Regions from separate parts of the Homo sapiens genome. Here region 1 is linked to region 2. A link is a loop called in an ENCODE intact Hi-C map of the cell type or tissue named here. Cell type or tissue: heart right ventricle. All regions are shown on one strand.

Region 1 (2,500 bases), 130 kb before region 2:
ACCTTTTTCTTTCTTTCTTTTTTTTTTTTTTTGAGACAGAGTCTTGCTCTTGTCACCCAGGCTGGAGTGCAATGGCGCAATCTCCGCTCACTGCAACCTCTGCCTCCTGGGTTCAAGTGATTCTCCTGCCTCAGCCTCCCAGGTAGCTGGGACTATGGGCACATGCCACCACACCCAGCAAGTTTTTCTATTTTTAGTAGAGATAGGGTTTCACCATTTTGGCCAGGCTGGTCTCAAACTCCTGACCTCAGGTGATCCACCCACCTCGGCCTCCCAAAGTGCTAGGATTAAAGGCGTGAGCGACTGTGCCTTGCCAGAATAACCTTTTTTCTTTTTTTCCTGGAGACAGAGGCTCGCTCTGTTGCCCAAGCTGGAGTGCAGTGGTGCGATCTCAGCTCAATGCAACCTCCGCCTCCCAGATTCAAGCAATTCTCCTGCCTCAGCCTCCCAGGTGGGATAATCTGTTCCTAGTAGAGTCATTTATAGATTATTGATAGGGTTGGAGTATGTGAAGAGGGCAGGAAAGCAGAGGTGAAGGGAGAGTTGAGAGGAAAAGTTGGTGATAGAAAAGCAGAGGAGGTAATAAAATCTGGAGTCTGACTTCTCTCACCTTCTCTTTCCCCCTTGTACGCTACTGCATGTTAGTTTTTTGCAAGTAAAACTGCCTTCACGTGAAAATGGAACCTGGAAATGCCAAGGTTTACGGTAAGAAAGAATAACAAGGCTACCCTAACTGCTTTCTCCATATTTAATCAATCTCAATCCTGTGCGGTAGGTCCTATTAATCCCTTTTTCCACAGATAGGGGTGATGTGACTTATCCAAGGTAAAACAGCTTAAGAGTGGCCATGCCAAGATCAAACCCAGGCACTTGGACTTCATGTGCTTTTTTTCCATTTTTAATTTTAAGTCAGAGTCTTGCCCTGTAGCCCAGGCTGGAATGAAGTGGCAGGATCTCGGCTCATTGCAACCTCTGCCTCCAGGGTTCAAGGGATTCTCCTGCTTCAGCCTCCCGAGTAGCTGGGATTACAGGCACCTGCCACCACGCCTGGCTAATTTTTGTATTTTTAGTAGAGATGGGGTTTCACCATTGTTGGCCAGGCTGGTCTTGAACCCCTGAACTCGTGATCCACCCACCTTGGCCTCCCAAAGTGCTGGGATCACAGGCATGAGCCACCGCACCTGGCCCTAAATGTTGTAATAGATTTACCTGTGTGGAGTCTGCTGGTACCACCAGAAACCCTGCTAGACAAATTCTAAAAGGGCTGTTACATTTCACGTGCTTTTGATCACCATCCTGTGTCTGTTTCCAAATGGAGGAGGCAGCAGAGGAGGGAGGGAGCTCAGGTCTCCTTCTTCCTCCAGGTCCTCTGTGTAGCTGCACACCAGGGGGCACCATTCCCACCTTAATAATCTGGCCAAAGCAGACCAAGACTTTTATCCTGGTTACCCTTAGCTTAACTAGAATAGCTCGGAATAATCACAAAAAAACTTAAGAATTAGAGGACAAAAGGAAAATAAACCAGAGTCTCGAGGAGATCTGTAGCCTCGTAACAAAGGCATAGTACAACTTGGCATGAATTGTCTTTATTTCAGAAGCCCCAGGGCTCCCCATGTTCCTGGCTGTGGGAGGCAGCCTGGGGCCACTGAGGTGAGAGAGGCTGTGTGTGGCCTGCAGAAATGCCTCCTCCCTAGGTGACCATCACCAGGAGCAGCCCTGACCTTCAGGAAAGTCAGATTCCCTAAGTCCAAACAGAAGCAAAGCCAAGTTCTAATACCTAGGAGCTAGGTTCTGGGGAAGAGGCCTAACAGGGACCTGCTGGATGGCGTTAGCCTTTAATAACTAATTTTACAAATTTTTGGTCTGATCATGTTGTTTCCAATCATTTGTTTAAGAAGACTGATCTTGCTTTCCCACTGTGTCCTTGGGGCTGGTAGTGTTTATGAGCATGGGCTCAACACCCAGCTATGCCACCATACCCACAGGGTGACTTCCATCACAGGCCCACCACAGAACATCATCCCACATCCTTGTAACCCATGTATCTGCTGAATCTGGATATGCTAATTCCAATCTATACCCATCTTGACAATACTCAGCTCCACTGAGTACTGTCTTCCAAAGAAAACCAAAAACGCTAAACTATTGTGAACTCTGTTATTGTACTAAAGCTTTATGGGGTTAGGTGGAAATAATGGGCACAGTGTGGACAGTTTCACTTTCAAGGAGCTCCCATTAGATACCTATTAGCAAACTTTTCCCCCAAGCCTCTCAGGAAAAGTTGTCACCAGGTATTTTTCTCTGTCTTTCCACCCCTCTTCACCCAGCCTCCTCCCTAACCCCAGGATTTCCTCTCTCTTTTTCCCACACCTCCCCCTCCCTATTCCCCTCCCAATCTCTCAACCCTTTTTCCTGTGGAGCAAATGTGTTACTCAGAAGGCTGAGACAAGAGAATCACTTGAACCTGGGAGGCAGAGGTTGCAGTGAGCCAAGATCACGC
Region 2 (2,500 bases):
TTAGCTCAGCAGAGGTGAATCGTAGACGAGAAAGTATATGCTGCAGGCACTGTGAGGCAAGGCATGCTGCCTAAGTTTCCTCATCTATAAAATGGGGATAATGCCTTCAGGACAGAAAAGCATGCTGAGATAATATAAGAAAAACATCTGGCTTGATGTTCAGCTTCCTCTCCCTGCCAAGCTATTGCTATGACTACATGGAATGTGCCATTTGCATTAAGAAAGATGCACAAGAGCGGACTGTATGTAAACACGCAGTCAGCACATACCTGGGTTCTGCCTGGTCTTTCTGGATGTTATTTAGAACTGGAAACAGGTTCTTAACCACTGATAATGCCTTTTCTACCTGAAAAGGATGAGGCATACGTATTGCAGGAATTCAAGGATGACCCAACATCCAGCCAAGCAGTCTCTTTGACCGAGGCATGGTTGACACAGCAGAATTACTAATTTTTAATAAGTCCCCACTGCTGAATCCAATGGCCTCTATCATTCTAATTAGGTACTCTTATTAGAGGATAAGGCTGGAGAGATTGACCTTGATTTACCTTTTTTCCAACCAAATGTGGAAAACCCTTTAGCACGGTGATTGTTAACCAGGGTCCCACATTAGAATCACCTGGGGGGGGGGCTTTTGAGACTCCAGACGCCTAACCCACACCCCAAACCCAACCAATTTAATCAGGATATCTGGGGGTTGGGGGATCAGGGTCCCATATTTTTCGAAGTCCCCAGTGTGATCCAAGATGAAGCCAAGGTTGAGACCTGCTGTCTAGGATCATCCCTCTTCACCTCAAGTAACTTCTGCTGCAAGGCAAACTAGGAAAGCCAACCTAGAGCATTTCACAACCACAGCTTCTGACAGCAGTCACAACAGGACCCCGAATACTGGAACATGACAGGAGCCTGCACCAGGGTCCACACCGAGGGTCCAACAGAGCTTATTAGTAGGGGATTACCCAGCTCCCCATGGGAGAACCATTTTCTCAAACAGTTTGCACTTCAATACAAATAAGTTCAACAATCTTAGGAGATGCCACCAGTGCCTAAATTGGCCTGACCATCAGGAAATTTTTTCCTTCTTTAAGAGACAAACCTCTTGGGAAGGAAAGTCAGTGTGTATGTGGGCACCCCACCGGCCCCCACCCCCAGCCAATCTCTAGAGAAGCAGACAGAAGCATCAATTCCCGTGCGGCTTGGAAAGCACCCCGCGGGCTCCCCGCTGCGCCGGCTCACGCCCACTGCACCTGCCGGCGCTCCGCCGCACCTGCCGTGCGGCGCCCTCCCCTCCTACCTTCCAGCAGCTCGTCCAGGCTGGTGACCTTCCGGCTGCCGTCGATGGTGTAGATAGTGCGGACACCCTGGGGCAGGTTCACGTTGTCCGACAGGGAGCGGGTGAGCTCTATGAGGAGCGCATCGAAGGACCGGAAGCGGTCGCTGGAGATGGCAAACACCAGGCCCTTGAAGTAGCGGTCCCCGTTCCGGTAGAAGCGCGCCTTCTTGGCCTTCTTCTCCGAGCTGAGGGCCTGCAGGGTCCGCGTGCGGTAGAAGCTGCAGTGGGCACTGTGCGCCGGACTGGGGATGAGCCCGTTCCCCTTGGGGCCCGAGCTGCTGCTGCCCCCGGAGGAGCTGGGGGCCCCTCTCCGCGACCCCGGCCGCGGCCTTTTGTCCCGTTCCTCAAAGTGCTCCAGCTCGATACTCCTGGTGCTGGCCATCGCGGCTGCTCCGAGGGCGTCCGCAAAAAGACGTTCCGGGCCGACTAAGGGTGCGAGCGCCGGTGCAGGGACGTCTGACTGCGAGGGCCCTTAACGCGCCGGGACACCTGGCTCTGGCATCCCGCCCTCTCCGCGCAGGTGGGGCCGAGGAGCCGCGGAGGAGCCGACCCGCCCGCGCCCTCAGCTAAAAGTGTCCGCAGCGCCGAGCTGCCCAGGTCATTGTCCAGTGCGACTTGCTCCGTGCCTCCCGCCTGCCGGGGAGCCCCACGCCCCCGCAAGCGCCTCCTCCACCCGGCCACGCCTCACAAGTCCCGCTCGGGAGCCGACCGGGAGAGGCAAAGTTGGGCCGCCCGAGGCTCGCGCTGGGCCCGCGGGCGCCCACAAAGCTCGGGCGTCTGCCGAGCGCTCCCGGGAGCGCCGAGGGGAGGAAGGAAGGAAGGGTGGGGCGGGGCGCGGAGCGTGGGAGAGGCCCCCGGGGGAGTCGCGCGGGCCCAGGCCCGGGGTGCAGCGCCGCCGCCTCGGCCGCGCCCGGATCCCGCCCGCCGGGCAGCGCGCGCCGTTCGGGGCTGAGAGGGCCGTGTCTGGCCCCTTCCTTCCCTGGAGCGCGGCCCTAGCGGGAAATAATGCAGCCCGCCTCCCACGCAGCGGTCAGGCCCGGCCCACTGGCAAGCATCCGCGCTCTGGCCTCCCTCCGCCGCCGACAGGCTGTCAGCGCTGGAGGAGGCTTCCCGGCCCCGGGGATGCCAAACCGCGGAGAAGGGGAGGAGGGGGCGGAGGAGGGGGCG

The links. A loop is a pair of places that touch in the nucleus more often than their neighbours do. Peaks named below come from ENCODE experiments on the same cell type or tissue, not always from the same donor. Only the 100,000 strongest peaks of a DNase experiment are listed, where the experiment ranks them.
Region 1: a loop joins it to region 2, with 2.0 times the contacts of the local background. A loop is called at or near these places in 44 of 110 quality-filtered maps.

What each region holds. Positions count from the first base shown.
Region 1 is chr4:150,208,481-150,210,980 of GRCh38, reverse strand. The region is part of intron 5 of DCLK2 (doublecortin like kinase 2); the gene reads right to left. It also overlaps the pseudogene RNU7-194P. Among named protein-coding and RNA genes, the nearest start is that of DCLK2, 130 kb to the right of the region's middle. In heart right ventricle, CTCF peaks have their summits at 1,192 and 1,393 (motif pointing right); a DNase peak (open chromatin) is centred at 1,390.
Region 2 is chr4:150,078,243-150,080,742 of GRCh38, reverse strand. DCLK2 (doublecortin like kinase 2) reads right to left here and starts at 2,298. Exons shown (of 16, transcript NM_001040260.4): 1 at 1,295-2,298. The coding sequence starts at 1,715. In heart right ventricle, a CTCF peak has its summit at 1,282; DNase peaks (open chromatin) are centred at 1,512, 1,932 and 2,372; H3K4me3 peaks cover 2,472 bases; H3K27ac peaks cover 1,996 bases.